Linked DNA regions of Mus musculus: region 1 is linked to region 2. A link is a loop called in an ENCODE intact Hi-C map of the cell type or tissue named here. Cell type or tissue: left cerebral cortex. All regions are shown on one strand. Links, peaks and the distances in the headings refer to the core of each region. The heading gives the core; the rest is flanking DNA.

Region 1 (8,347 bases), core at 131-8,130, 430 kb before region 2:
AAAGCAGAAAACTCAAGAAGTTTTAAAGGTAACAAACTCTCACTTCCTTCTAATGAAGTAGAAGTATTATGGTATCCTGAAGCCTCGGTGACAATGCAAATGCTGAGCCTGTGGCTTTTCTCTGTGGAGTCACCTCAAGGTGGGAGGTTACCTAGAATGTTTGTAATTTCTTTTTCTTTTTCCAAGGAGACCAAGTAGCCAAAAGCTGTACAAATTTCAGACCATATATAAAATTTATTCCTAAAGAATACTCATCAGTAAACATAAAATTCTCTTGGACATTCTCAGTAATCAGTCTTTTCTCCAAAAACATAATTTAGAATAGGGACAGCTGTGTTTTTATAGACCTCTTTTGTTAGAACATTTTATATATGATTGAAAAGTAACCTGAAAATTCCAAATTTCTACAACAGAGGAATAATTAAATACATTGTAAGTTATTAATTCAGGACATATGGTCATCTTAAAAAGAAGTCACAAAGTCCTTAACTATATGAAAGACTGTATAATGTCTACTTACAATTATGCAATACACATATTAAAGATAAGAACTGGAAGGGGATTTTGGAGAAGGGAAAACTGTTAGGTTGAGGTAATAGTCATGAGATACAACTTTGCCTTTTACTTCTTTCTAATTCTCATTTCTCATCTAGTTACAGCCTGTTACAGCTAGTAGAAAGTGATACGAACACTTTCAGTAACTAGTTTCTGATATTTATAAGATATATGCTGCAAAAGTTACAGCTAAACCAAGGGAACTGTTTAATAGCCCAGCTAACAAGGCATGTCTGGCTGTAAAATACCACTTCCTGCTTTCTTGTATGTAATGTTGTGTCTAATGTGGAAAAAACCAAACTATCATTAGGAAGGTAAACTCAGAATCTGAGAGAAGTTTGGCGCCTTTCTGTTCTCCTTTTTACCTCACCAACATCAAAGTAAAACCATTAGGAGCCAGGAAATAAAAAGCCAACATCTCTATCCTCTTACCATCTCCAGAGAAAGAGACACACATGTGTTTTCTCTCTCCCTTCCTTCCTTTTTCATCTTCCCTCTTTCCCTCCCCTTCCCACTCCTCTCTCCAATAAGTATTTTTAAAGAAAAAATACACTATTTAAGACAAAATTTTGGATACTTGAGGAATGGTAGGAACAGCAGCATCAGAGTATAGTTAGGTTTGTAAAATGTGGTTCCCAACACCTACAACCACTCCTTGACTTCTGGGAGCCTCCTTGTTACCATCTGTGAAGTAAGATGTTCTCATTTACAAGTTCTATGCATAAATTATGGTTCCATTTTCAAACAAGAGAATATAGTTGCCAGGCATGGTATCATACACTTGTACTGTTAGTACATAGGAGGCTTAGGTACTTGAGAGCTTCAAGCCAGCCTGAACTACAGAGAGATTGAGATCCTGTCAAAAGAAAAAAAAATTAAATGTGAAATAACACTTTCCTGAGTATTTTAAAACCTCTTTATTCTTGTTTATATTCCAATTATAAATCACTACTAAGGGCTTAGAAGGTAACATTTTAAGTGATAGAAATAAATTTAGATAAAACAGTTGCTGGGTAAGCCAGATTCTGATATATATATATAGCTCAGTGCTGCCAGGGGGAGAAAGCTGAGCTTTTATTCTTTTTCCAAATGTTGACCACAGCAGAGCAAAGAGGCAGTTATTGCTCATATTCCAGAGGATGGGGCTGCAGGAGGTATAGCTAACATTAAGGTGTTTGAAAATGCCATGTGAAAACCTACTATCTTATATGCTTCATGTAATATATTCATATAATATTTTATATGTAACACAAACACACACAAATCATACAAATGGCTTTAATTGGAATTCCCATATAAAAGATATAATGCTCCTCTCAGAAGACATAAGCTGCCAAATGAAAAGCCTAATGCCAAACATAAGCTACCTGTTGTTCATCATGGCTATCCCAAAGACCAGCAACACAATACAGGCTGTTGTCATTGTTCTTAGTTGCCCACAAGAACTCAGTAAGACAAATTGCTGAAGATGCCATACACTTTGCCATAAGGCATAAAGAAATCAAGTTGATGCTGACCAGGAAGTTCTTCCCTGCTGGCTAGCTTCCATAGTGCTAAAAAGTGTTATATGGGTTGCTGTGGGGGAAAGTTATCAATAGCTAGGAACCCTGTGAACTATAATAATATACCAGCATAACAAGTTATGCTATGGGTACAATAGAGGCACAAATATTATGGGGGTAATAATTGTTTTATGAATGTGTTTATTTTTCTTTATAAGAGGAAGCATGCCTGGTGCCATAAATTCGGTCAATAATGTATGTTTGGAGAGCTCATGGACCCTGAAGGTGAACCTACTACAATTATTTTGCTGAGTGAATTTAGAATCAAACTTCCCTCTAAACTAAATATCTCTATGACTATAGGTTAATATAACAGATAGTCCTTATCAGAGAAATTTCTTTGTGCGGTTGAAGGTAATGAATGCAGAAACTCACAGTTGATCAAACTGCAGAAAATAAGTATCACTGGAATTTTCAGCTACAAACAGAGCATCTGTATCATCATCTTCTGTCATGGTTAAAATATACTTGGCTGAGGAAGTGACACTATTTGTAGGTGTTGCCTTGTTGGAATAGGTGCATCACTGTGGGGGTTGGCTTTAAGACCCTCATCTTAGCTGCCTGAAAGCCAGTATTCTGCTAGCAGCCTTCAGATGAAGATGTAGAGCTCTCAGCTCCTCTACACGATGTCTACCTGGATGCTGCCATTTTCTGCCTTGATGATAATGGATTGAACCTCTGAACATGTGAGCCAGCCCCAATTAAAAGAGTTGCCTTGATCATTGTGTCACTTCACAGCAGTAAAACCCTAAGTAAGACATCTTTCAAAGCAAAATACCATCTTTGATGAGGAAATGGAAAGATTGTAAGAGTGAGAGATCAGGGAAGACCAGAAAGAAATAGTATCTTCTGGATATGGTGGAACTGCTGTAAAAGTAAACTTTATATGCCTGATGTAACTGTCATCTCTGAGGCTTACTGCCTCTGTCTGCTAACCTAGCTCTAGTCCTGGAAGCTTCTACCTTCTGTGCAATCCAATTGAGGCCTAGAATGTTTTCGGCCTCTGAGACTTACTGCTGAAAAAGCTCACCCTTTATTGTTCTTTTTGTATTCTGGCTGGCTGGTTCAACTCAGCTTTCTGGCTCGAAACTCATTTCTCAACTGACTGATTTAAATTAGCTTCTTTCTGTTTCTGACTGAATGATTCTGCTTGGCTTCACACTAACTTTGGCAATGTGTTATAATTTTCTGGCTCACTCTCATTTTTCTGGCTTGTTGCGTCTTTATCTGTGTCTAACTCTCTCTTCAACCTGTCTCTATAAAACTCTTTCAGTAAAGCTACCTTCTCCCTTTCTGTAATGCGCTCTCTCTCCTCTTTCCTTTCTCTTCTTGTGTGAGTTGGGCATATCCTATTTTGCCAAATATTTCTTTGATTCTTTGTCTGCCACTCAAAATAAACATCACTTTCAAACATAAGTGCTTCCTTCTAAAACTGACTTTACATTCATTGTTTGGGATTAAGGGCATGTCTGTATTCCAGCCAGAGGGACTAAAAGTGTGTGCTAATGGTGTTTCTGTATTCCAGCTAGAGTAGCCATGTTGGTGGATTAAAATCCTTCTACAGATTAGTACATTCAAAGAACTCAGAGAATCTGTGGGTAGCTGCATAAGAGCTGAACAAGATGAAGCCAGTCAACATTCTAACATGGAGAAGTAAGGGCCTCACAAGAGCCCCAAAACGAGAAGCTGTTGACAGTTGGTGACTTCCGAGGGGTCTGGAGGAGACAGGTCAGTTTTCTTTAAGGGTGTGGCTTTGGGTAGGTCAACCAAGTTTCAAGGGAAGGCATTACACCCATGAATATATACGGGAACATAAATTAGACATGGTGGGTTGTTTTTTAAAAAGATACAAAGTTGGGAGGGATTTGAAAATTAGGGGTTATCTGGGAGGAGTTGTGTGGGGGCTGGTAGAAGGTAAATAGGATCAAAATACATTGTATCAAAATCTCAAGGAATTAAAAAGAATGTTAAATTTTTAAAAATTGAATACAGAAGCTCTTAAATATTCAAAAATGAGACTAAGAGAAAGCATTCATTTCTGCTCACATGGCAGTGTATGAAGAGCCTTACTTAAGTAAGCCTTGTTGTTTTCATTGTACCCTAACACCTAACTCATTCAGAAACAAAATCCTGCCTGATCTGAGGCCCTATCTTTCAGAGTCCACATTGGCATCAAGAACCATGCCAAAAATTTAATTGTCACTCCAAACATCCATGTTGCTATTTTCAGGCAGCAATAGCAGCATCTACATTTCTCATAAGCATCACAGTATGAATTCAAATGTCACAGCATGAATTCAAAACTCTCTATATACATTTCTTAAAAGTCCTGATTACCATTCATGACATAGCAATTGCCAAGTCTTATTTAAGTCAATTTCAACAAGACATTTATTTGAAGAGTTTCAGAGTTTACCAAGGCTACAACGGCAACTTAGCTTAGGTTTTTGACCACAAGCGTAACTTTCTTTATACCTGACTTTTAAAAATACATATATAATTGCATTTATCAACCTGTCATCCTTGGTTAATATTGTATAAGGTTTGATTTTTGTTTATAATGAGATCCAGTTCTATTGATTATATATTTTTGTGAATACATACATCAAGCCATATTGAGGAGAACAGTATATGCATGTAAACAAATGTAATTGATTTGTCACTTTGTCTGCCATTCAACTAAGCATCATTATCAAACATAAGTGCTTCCTTCTAAAACTAACTTTGTCTTCATTGTTTGGGATTAAAGGTGTGAATTAGTGGCATGTCTGTAATCCAGATAGAGTAGCCATATTAATGGATTAAAATCCTTCTACAGACTGCTACATTTACAGAACTCAGACATGTATATTTGAGTTATACAAAATATGTTACTGCTAACAGTCACAGAAATGTTCAAATCTAATATTTCCCAGAAATTAAAGAATACATTGAAAAGACAAACCAAGTAAGAAATGTAGGAGTATAAAAGCTTATCCTCATTACCTGTGACCTCCCCTGTTTCACTGCAGTGAAAGCTCTCAGGTCACCTAAATGATTCAAAGTTTCTCCAAGGCAAAAAATCTGAATGCTTGTTTGACTTCAGTCACTTTCAGTATGAAAAATGAAATACAGCACAGCTGTGAGTTATCTGAAAGAACTTGCCTACCCAATATTCAGGTCTCTTCCAAAACTGGATCCAATGATACCCAAGTATGCATTTTGTTAACATAGAAAGATCTATCCAAATATTGACCAAAAGTTAATACTGGCCCAAAATATCATAATTATGTTCATGCTTTTGAAGTCAGTGTTCAGTTAGTGTGGTCATAAGTCTTTGGAACCAGATGGTCTTAGAATGAAATTTCTAGCTATTATAGTATAACTGTGCATTTCTGTTTTCAGTTTTGTTAGAGTTTTTACTGTTGCTTTTAAACTTTTCCAGAACCCCTGGACTGTCTGTTGCTCCAAAACTGGGAGCAGGGCCTTGGAGATGTTCACCCATCTATGTTGTAACGTTGGCTTCTAAATTGTATTTTATATAGTGCTGGAGATGACTCGATGGTTAAGCACACTTACTATCTTCAAGGGCACCTGAATTTTGTTAGTACCCACATCAGATGGCTCAAAATCACCTGTTAATCCATCTCCAAGGGATTCAACACCCTCTTTTGGCTTCTGTGGGCAGGTGTACACACTGGGTGCATTTACACACGGATATATATACAGATGTAAGAATAAAAAAACTTTAAAATTATATTTATATATTAAAGTATTTGTGCATAAATGTAATTTGCCACAGAATGTATTTGGAGGTAAGAGAATAACATAGGGATCAATTTTTTCCTACCCTGTGTGACCAGGATCAAGTGTGGGCCTTTAGGCTTCATGACAGGCACTTTTACTCACTGAACCTTCTCACTAGTGCTATCCTCAGGGATTTTTAAATGTTGTCCTATCTTTACTTTTTGACATATCCATGGGAACTTCTTTATGAAATAAAACTTGAGCATTCTGTCATGGTCCTGTTGTAAATAAACTGCTATTGAAGTAGCCTGAAGGTATGCTTCACTTTATAAATATTTCCAGGGAGAATTAAACATTAAAACACTTGTGGAAAATGAATAGAGATTCCTGACAAGATTTAGACGGGTCATGGAAAACTTAAGAAGGTTCATTTGAACTTTAAATTAAAGTCCTGACCCTACACCTGAATTTTACATACAACAGGAAAGTTTTAAAGGCCTCTTTGGCATTTAACATCACAGCTTTAAGGAAAAATGTTCCTAAAGCTACCACTAATGTTTTAATTTTTACTCTTTACAATATAGTTTTTGTTTGCTTGCTTGCTTGTTTATCCTCTGGAAATGTGCCTGCATCACTGGGAAGGATTTATCTGAGTGATTTCAACAGTCTCAAAGACCACAAAAGAAGGCAACACCCTCTAGTGTGGGGAAACGCTTAACCTACAAAGTCCTGGGGAAGCCTGCCTCATGGCTGACACAGGTGAGGAAGAGAATAGGGGGAAAGCCTGGTGTTAGATGTGACTTAGAAATCTCATGAAGACCACAGCATCTGGATTTCCTGAGAAGAGCTGATCCTCCAGGGAAGGATGAGAGTAGGAAGAACAGAAGTTAAAACACTGTGTTAGACATACCCAGCAAAGCAATGTCTGAGTCCTTTTCTCTGAGGCTGGAGAAACTCTGCACTAATTAAACTAGTATTTGAGAAAAGTCCCAAGAGTTGTCTGAAGAGCACTAGGCATCAAATACAAAGGCATCATGAGACCTTCAGAAGGATAAAGAGCCAAGCCTATTATGCCTGCTCATAATGTAAACAACGAAGAGATCAGCACAGTCCAGAAAGAGAGCTTAAAGGTAGTCAGTCACCTAGTAGGTGAAAGGGAAGAAAGGTGACACATAAGCCAATTTAGGCATGTCAGTTTTATCCATATCAGTAAATATTCTGTACAGACTCCACCCTTTGATTACCCAGTTGTGACTTGATAAGTTTCTAAAGCTGGCTTGCAGCAAGTTAGATTTCACTCAACCTCCCTTACATGGTCCCCAGTACTAACTTTCTTTTAGGATACCAATGTATATAGGCAAATTATATACATTCTATGCAATTAATTCAGTCAAAATAATAAATCCCACGAATCCTGATAGACTGGCCACAGGATGAACTCTTTATTATTATTATTATTATTATTATTATTATTATTATTATTGGATATTTTATTTATTTACCTTTCAAATGCTTATTCCAATTTCTCCCCCCCTCCAGAAACCCTCTATCCCATCCCCCTCCTCCTGCTTCTATGATGGTGTGCCCCGAACTTCCCTACACTGGGACATTGTGCCTTCACAGGACCAAGGGCCTCTTCTTCCATTGATGCCTGACAAGGACACATGATGAACTCTTTAAGTTGAAGACTCTACAAGGATAAAATAATAATGTTTGAATAGGCAAAACAATGAAGAGTAAATGAAAAAGAGAATACTACTGAGAGCATCTAACAAATCCTTTCTCCACATAAATGTGTTGTTGAGACTACAGAAAAAGAAGTTGTCTAAATGGGCAGGCACTGTAAAACCCTTCTTCATTGCAAAGCTCACTATTGATGCCAAATCTTCTGTCAGGGCTACTTCTTGGGTGACATTAGAAAAGAAGGGTGGCTAAATCATAGTAATTTGAATTTAAGGAGTGTCTAACATCTTACACTTGTGCTATAGTCCTCAAGAGTGTCTTAGAAGAGAAGCAACCAATGTCATTTGTGCCACGTGCACCTAAAACATTGAGATGTTGAAATATTATGCAGCTTGTATAAATAAGGCTTGTACAAGAAAGCTGTGAGTAGAAGGGAAAATTATTAGTTCCTAAAGGAGAAAATAGGTTCTCATATAAACCTTCTCCTAGCAATTTCTCATGGAGAATGTAGGTACCATCAGAACAGTTATCTGAAGCAAAAGACATGCTGTCCTGGGAGAGTGAGGGTAGTGTTTGAGGCAGAAGATCAGCTTAGATGATGCCAGAGAGATCCCAGATGGCCACCCTTGGCCTTGCCTGGCAAAATGGACACTTTGGTATCCACCTAGTCTGATGTCAGCGTTCCATTCCTGAACAACCTCGTTCTAACTACACATGTGATAACACCAAAGAGATTGTTCCATAATTATCAAGAAAGAATTTTTTCTAACAGAATAAATAAAATTCCTCAAATTAAGTAGTAGAGAAAACAGATCTTTTAA
Region 2 (8,347 bases), core at 71-8,070:
TTCTTAAAGCAACAGTGTTTATGTTAAGACAAGCTCAAATATATTTTAACTATTTTAAATTGTTTAATAGTTGCTTTGTTTTCAGAATTATTGACATTTACCATCAAATAATTTAGCTTTTGTTAGTACAATGATAGATAGATAATAGATAATAGGTAGATAGATGATAGTTAAGTAATTAAATAAATAGATGATAGATAATAGATAAATGATACGTAGATAGATGATAGATAGATAGATAGATAGATAGATAGATAGATAGATAGTTATATTGTTAAATAATAGATAGATGATAGGTAGATAGCTAGATGATAGATGGATGGGCGGATAGACGGATGGATGGATGGATGGATGGATGGATGGATGGATGGATGGATGGACAGACGGATGGATGGATGGAGATTGATAGATAGTCAACTGTTTTAACTAAAATTAAAGTGGTAGTACCTTAGAACACAGGTTACTCATTCTTCAAGGTATTTACCTAGAAGAAATGAGAGCCATATATTCATACTGCACTTCCATGTCTCCTACAGTATCACTCACAAAAGCTGTGATATGGAAATGAACCTAGTTGTCTCTTAATGTACAAATAGATAAAGAAGATGTGGTATACATACTATAGAATACTATTTAGACATAAAGAATAAAATTTTCAATTATAACATAAAAAATATGTTAAGTGAACCTGAAAAATATATTATGTGAAATAAGTAAAAGACAGAAAGGAAGACAGCACATGATCTCACTCATATGTGGGATATAACATAGAAGTTGAAAATAGAACAGCAGCTACCATAGACCAGAGCAGTGAGGATATTAAAAGATTAACCAGTGGGTTAAAAGACTATTACATAAGACTATTTGAAAAGAAGAGTAAGTCCTGAGGTTCTATGGCATAGCAAGGTGAATATAACTAACAAATATTTATCAGCTAAAGACAAAAAGAAAGAAAATAAAATTTAGTGACTCAACAGCTAACCAAAAACATTTGGAGAAACATTTTTAAAGATTTTTATTGGCATAATTAAGACTACATGATAGTGGGTCTTATTGTGACATTTTCATAAATGTGTAGAATGTATTTTGGTCATGTTTATCCCATTACTCTCTCTTAGTCTACCCCTACCTACTCCCACGAAAACCCTTCCTCTTCTCAAATAGCTCAATTCTACATTCATGTCTTTACTTATTTATTATGTATTTACCATGACTCAGTGAATTTCACTGGGGTTGTTCACAAGAGTATGAGTGATATTATTTTGGGGAGCATAAGCAACTTGCCAGTGGCTGCATCAATGAAGAAAATGTCTCTCCCTGCACCAACAACCTATAAATCCTCAGGGTTGTTTAGGCTTCATAAGATCCTCCTCCTTAGCAACAAATTCCCTGATAATAAAATGTTGACAGGCCCAATCTTATACAGGTCTATAGGCTACATAAGCTACGGTTTATATACTCTACAGCTGCTGTGAAATCAAAAAGGTCATAGCCAGGCCATGTCCAGGAGAAAGCATTCTATAGCACTCTGCCCCTTTCTCCAGATCTCACATTTTTTTCAGCCCATCTTTCATGATGTTCCCTTAACCTTAATAATATCAATGTCTTATTTACAGCTGAGCATTCAACAATCGCTATAGTCAGAAGTTTGGTCAACTGTAAGCCTCTGCAATAACTACCATTCACTACAGAAAGACATCTCTATGACAAAAGCTACCACCAGCTCTAACTTATAGGCAAAAAACATAAAGATTTAGAAGGCAAGTTTGACAAAAACATTGTGTCCATGTAGCAATATACCAGTTGGAGTCTGAGTTGTGGAAATATACCACTGGGGACCACTGGTTTTGACTAGGATTGCAGTACCAGACATGAAACCTCTCCTATGGAGTAGATCTCCAATCCAAGCAATAAAGTAATTTGTTACCCCCAAAATAGTGATACCACTTGTGTACCAGTAGGAACATCTTGCCTAGCAGGTGGTTATTTAAATATTTTAAAAATAAATAACACTGCTTTTTTATAAACTTTCTAACGAAGTTTCTAAACACTTATTCTGGAAAACAGGGAATGCCAAATTCTTTTATAAGAATAGTATACTTTGGCAAAAGTAATGAGAAAAACTATAGATAAATATCCTTCATTCATATAGATGCAAAATTTTAGACAAAATAATCACAAATCAAATTGATCAGTTAAAAATAGAATAACATAAAGATCAAAGGTATAAGTTAACCTTCAAAATCAGTTGCTCTAGATTACTCTTTCCACCAATATCCTGAAAGCAACATCCTTCCTTGTGCTGTATCTGCAGCAACCACCTCTTAGAGAACATGATGAAAGACAGTATGGATTTGGGAACTCCCAAATAAAGAGCTGAAGAAGGCTCACCTAACATACGAGGAAGGTGGCAGATCATCATAACTCTAACTTGCTAAAGCTCACAATGCACTGAAAAGACTAGGGCACTAATTGGGCAGATGGCTCCCCCACCAGAAGAGATCTCCAGGGTGAAATGCAGAGACTGGAGCCTTTGACCACACTGAAAGAGTTATCCAAGCAAGTGCTAGCATGGAACATTTTCTGAGACCAGAAAAGGAAAACTTCAGATTCACAGAAGATCTAGAATTTCCACAACTCAGACTTCATAAATCATGCAGTGATACAAATAAATAAGAGACAGGTAATGATACAAACAGAATAGAGATAAGGGCAAGAAGAACAGCAAAAGTCTTTCCTAACACTCAAAGACAGAACAGTAAAGCCATAAGAATGTGGCTGAAACTTTGATTTTCTAGATAATCCAGACAAGCCACTGTCCATTTTCATAAATGGAAAGAGATTGTTCTAGAGTGTATTCAAACTAGTCTTCTAACCATTGGGAAGTCTGGCAGCAGACCTATGTCCCCTGCAATACATCATATTCAGATCCCTCATCCTACTCCTCATCTCCATGGCCATATGAAATTGAGAATATGATTGCCACTGGTGTCTTCAAGTTGCTGATGAGGGTACTGTGACCAAATCCTGACTGTTGAAAACCTGACATGTCCATATCACAACTCTCATCAAGTTACCAATGCTACCTCCAGAACACTTAGTGTGGTTGTAGTGTTCAACCCTCAATTACCAGCTCAGTACCCCAATGAAAGAAAAATAGCCTACCTGTGCATTGTCCTATCTACAAATAGAAAGTCCCTAAATGCAGCTTCTAGCGCACTAAACAAGACACATTTCTAGGTTCCCCATACGGTGTTGGCAGAAATGCTTCAAAGAAACAGAAACTGACCTCATTCAAAATCTCTGAGGGAAACATTGGAAGGCATGGTTTGATGAGGGACATAAAACTGTGCCAGGAAGTATGGTAAGGTAGAGCAGGTTGAGACCCAGAGACTCAGTGGGCATAAACCTGACACTTAGGTGACTCCCATCTTTCTGCCAGACTCCTGACTTGGAACACATGCCTTGCTTCTCATGTAAAATAAACATATGAAATAAACCTAGGCTCAAAACAGAGTTCTCCATGCTATTGAGGTACTTAAAGGCCCTAAGGGCTTAGCCAATAAGCTTCCCTTCTCAGAAATTCCTCCCTGCAAAAGGCATGTAATCTCAGGCCCACCCTGAGAAGTGGGGTATGATTTCACACATCCACTTTCTACCATGACAATAAACTCTTTAGAACCATGAACTGAATCTTTTCACCAAGATCCACCATGGAGAGCCATGGAGAAGGCCTTTCCCTACAGAACCTCATCCTAATCTCCTGTAGAAGGCCTCCCTGCAATCCCAGCCACAACCTCCACCAAGCCTGCCTCCGCCAAGCTAAGGACAATCATCTGGGATGGGACAAGCCAGAGCTCCCCTTCTGCCCTGACCCCAGACTAGATGCTATCCCAAGCCCACAACCCCACATACACATACACAATCTTTTCTCTGCTCTTCCATGACTTCAAGCAGCACCTGGATGTCCAAGAGTCTAAGAAACCATGACTCCAGCCTTGTCACAGGCTGGGGGACCCTTGAACCAGCTCCACCAATTTTACACCTAAGACTGAGTTTTCCCACTCCCAGAGCTGTGCCTCAGCACTTCCCTATGCCCCAGCACCCACCCCGGTGGAGGTGTGAGATAAGTGCAGTCAAACTCTCCTTGTTCCACCTCCCCCAAGGGGGCATGCCCAGTAGCTGAGCAGATGCCAGCCAACAACCCTGGAGTTTGAAGGCTTTCAGATGTCTTACAGTACCAGTAGTCTTTGACCAAAGCAGTCATCCCAAATGACCAGAAAGACTCTAGCTCAGGCTTCCAGCATTGACCAATAGACACCCTACAACACAATTCATCTGAATTCTGCTTAGCCATACATTGAGTACTATCACCCATTATCCAGTAATGTTCCAGGCCAGCCATTCACAATGGTCTTCACTAGACTGAATAATGACTCCTGAAACTCCTGATTCCTATGAACTTGCCTGGCCCATCTTCCTAAGAAACAAATATCTTCTCCTGGGAGCTCTTGCCTTCCAAAGAAATCTAGAAGACCACACTCCCAGTTCTCAGTGAGTAACCTCTTCGAGGACCTTCAAGCGTCCTTTTAAAAAAATAAGTAGGAGAGTAAGGAATCATCAAATGAAAGGATGGCTTAGCCTCCAAACTCAGGGGAGAAGAGCAGAAAGAGGAGGCTGATCAAGGGACTGTTGGGCTGAGATGAGAAGAGCAGAAGGAGGTTGCGAGTGTTGATGCAGATCCTCCCTATCTGTGAAGTATTGGCAATGGTAGAGCACCACTTACTGCTGACAGGACACACACTGACTGAATCCTTGAATCTTCCATTTCACTTGAAAGAGAAACTATTTAATTGCCATTAAGGGAATTTGCATAAGTTAATAAGGATTTGAATTAACAATTGTGTGTACTCAAATATTATATAAATAGGTACTATAAAAAGCCAGTGTTTATTATCCAAAAGACTACACTAGTGGACCTACAGAACTCACATCTTTTTTTTTTTTTTTTTGTGCTGATTCATTACCACCTTCTTTTAATTGTACATTTTTTTCTTTTTTTTTATTAATTAGGTAATTCTTCACTTACATTTCCAATGCTACCCCATAAGTCCCCCAAGCCCTCCCACACACACACTACCCTCCCCCTTCCCACTCCCACTTCTTGGCCCTGGAATTCTCATGTACTGAGGCATATAAAGTTTGCAAGATCAATGGGCCTCTCTTTCCACTGATGGACAACAAGGTCATCTTCTGCTACATATGCAGCTAGAGACACCAGCTCTGGGGGGTACTGGTTAGTTCATATTGTTGTTCCACCTATAGGGTTGCAGACCCCTTTAGCTCCTTGGTTACTTTCTCTAGCTCCTCCATTGGGGGCCCTTTGATCCATCCAATAGTTGACTGTGAGCCTCCACTTATGTGTTTGCTAGGGCATGGCATAGCCTAGCAAGAGACAGTTATATCAGGGTCCTTTAAGCAACATCTTGCTAGTGTGTGTAATGGTGTCAGCATTTGGAAGCTGATTATGGGATGGACACCCAAGTATGGCAGTCTCTAGACGGTACATCCTTTCGTCTCAGCTCCAATCTTTCTCTCTGTAACTCCTTCCATGGATGTTTTATTCCCAATTCTAAGAAGGAGCAAAGTGTTCACACTTTCGTCTTCGTTCTTCTTGAGTTTCATGTGTTTTACAAATTATATTTTGTATCTTGGGTATTCTAAGTTTCTGGGCTAATATCCACTTATCAGTGAGTACATATCATGTGAGTTCTTTTGTGATTGGGTTACCTCACTCAGGGTGATGCCCTCCAGGTTCATCCATTTGCCTAGGAATTTCATAAATTCATTCTTTTTAATAGCTGAGTAGTACTCCATTGTGTAAATGTACCACATTTTATATATCCATTCCTCTGTTGAGGTGCATCTGGGTTCTTTCCAGCTTCTGGCTACTACAAATAAGGCTGCTATGAACATAGTTGAGCATTTGTCCTTCTTACTGGTTGGAATATCTTTTGGATATATGCCCAGGAGAGGTATTGCGGGATCCTCCAGTAGTACTATGTCCAATTTTCTGAGGAACCATCAGACTGATTTCCAGAGTGGTTGTAGAAGCTTGCAATTCCACCAATAATGGAGGAGTGTTCCTCTTTCTCCACATCCTCGCCAGCATCTGTTGTCACCTGAATTTTTGATCTTGGCCATTCTGGCTGGTATGAGGTGGAATCTAAGGGTTGTTTTGATTTGCATTTCCCTGGTGATTAAGGATGTTGAACATTTTTTCAGGTGCTTCTCACCCATTCAGTATTCCTCAGCTGAGAAGTCTTTGTTTAGCTCTGAGCCCCATTTTTAATGGGATTATTTGATTTTCATTGTATATATTGGATATTAGTCCCCTATCTGATTTAGGATAGGTAAAGATACTTTCCCAATCTGTTGGTGGCCTTTTTGTCTTATTGACGGTGTCTTTTGCCTTATAGAAGCTTGGCAATTTTATGAGGTCCCATTTGTCGATTCTCAATCTTACAACACAAGCCATTGCTGTTCTATTCAGAAATTTTTCCCCCGTGCCCATATCTTCGAGGCTTTTCCCCACTTTCTCCTCTCTAAGTTTCACTGTCTCTGGTTTTATGTGGAGTTCCTTGATCCACTTAGATTTGATCTTAGTACAAGGAGATAGGAATGGATCAATTTGTATTCTTCTACATGATAACTGCCAGTTGTGCCAGCACCATTTGTTGAAAATGCAGTCTTTCTTCCACTGGATGGTTTTAGCTCCCTTGTCAAAGATCAAATGACCATAGGTATGTGGGTTCATCTCTGGGTCTTCAATTCTATTCCATTGGTCTACTTGTCTGTCTCTATACCAGTACCATGCAGTTTTTATCACAATTGCTCTGTAGTACAGCTTTAGGTCAGGCATGGTGATTCTACCAGAGGTGCTATTATCCTTGAGGAGAGATTTTGTTATCCTAGGTTTTTTGTTATTCCAGATGAATTTGCAGATTGCTCTTTCTAATTCGTTGAAGAATTGAGTTGGAATTTTGATGGGGATTGCATTGAATCTGTAGATTGCTTTTGGTAAGATAGCCATTTTTACTATATTGATCCTGTGAATCCATGAGCATGGGAGATCTTTCCATCTTCTGAGATCTTCTTCAATTTCTTTCTTCAGAGACTTGAAGTTCTTATCATACAGATCTTTCACTTCCTTAGTTAGAGTCACGCCAAGATATTTTATATTATTTGTGACTATTGAGAAGGGTGTTGTTTCCCTAATTTCTCTCTCAGCCTGTTTATCCTTTGTGTAGAGAAAGGCCATTGACTTGAGTTAAATTTATATCCAGTTACTTCACTGAAGCTGTTTAACAGGTCTAGGAGTTCTCTGGGGGAATTTTTAGGGTCACTTATATATACTATCATATCATCTGCAAAAAATGATATTTTGACTTCATCTTTTCTAATTTGTATCCCCTTGATCTCCTTTTGTTGTCGAATTGCTCTGGCTAGGACTTCAAGTACTATGTTGAAGAGGTAGGGAGAAAGTGGGCAGCCTTGTCTAGTCCCTGATTTTAGTGAGATTGCTTCCAGCTTCTCACCATTTACTTTGATGTTGGCTACTGGTTTTCTGTAGATTGCTCTTGTCATGTTTAGGTATGGGCCTTGAATTCCTGATCTTCCCAAGACTTTTATCATGAATGAGTGTTGATTTTGTCAAATGCTCTCTCCACATCTAAGGAGATGATCATGTGGTTTTTGGCTTTGAGTTTGTTTATATAATGGATTATGTTGATGGATTTCCGTATACTAACCATCCCTGCATCCCTGGAATCAAACCTACTTGGTCAGGATGAATGATTGTTTTGATGTGTTCTTGGATTCGGTTAGTGAGAATTTTATTGAGTATTTTTGCATCGATATTCATAAGGGAAATTGGTCTTAAGTTCTCTATCTTTGTTGGGTCTTTCTGTGGTTTAAGTATCAGAGTAATTGTGGCTTCATAGAATGAATTGGGTAGGGTACCTTCTGCTTCTATTTTGTGGAATAGTTTGTGGAGAACTGGAATTAGATCTTCTTTGAAGGCCTGATAGAACTCTGCACTAAACCAATCTGGTCCTGGGCTTTTTTGGGTTGGGAGACTATTAATGACTGCTTCTATTTCTTTAGGGGATATAGGACTGTTTAGATCATTAACCTGATCCTGATTTAACTTTGGTACCTGGTATCTGTCTAGAAATTTGTCCATTTGATCCAGGTTTTCCAGTTTTGTTGAGTTTAGCCTTTTGTAGAAGGATCTGATGGTGTTTTGGATTTCTTCAGGATCTGTTGTTATGTCTCCCTTTTCATT

Evidence for each region. A loop is a pair of places that touch in the nucleus more often than their neighbours do. Peaks named below come from ENCODE experiments on the same cell type or tissue, not always from the same donor. Only the 100,000 strongest peaks of a DNase experiment are listed, where the experiment ranks them.
Region 1: it touches region 2 in a loop (2.8-fold over the local background); 2 of 42 quality-filtered maps call a loop at or near these places.

The regions. Positions count from the first base shown.
Region 1 is chr12:119,403,634-119,411,980 of GRCm38, reverse strand. It overlaps a transcript of Macc1 not described here. Among named protein-coding and RNA genes, the nearest start is that of Macc1, 36 kb to the left of the region's middle. In left cerebral cortex, for the core only: no CTCF peak of the experiment used is centred there; DNase peaks (open chromatin) are centred at 1,255, 1,613, 3,245 and 4,308.
Region 2 is chr12:118,975,841-118,984,187 of GRCm38, reverse strand. No RefSeq gene overlaps it. Among named protein-coding and RNA genes, the nearest start is that of Abcb5, 14 kb to the right of the region's middle. In left cerebral cortex, for the core only: no CTCF peak of the experiment used is centred there; a DNase peak (open chromatin) is centred at 3,306.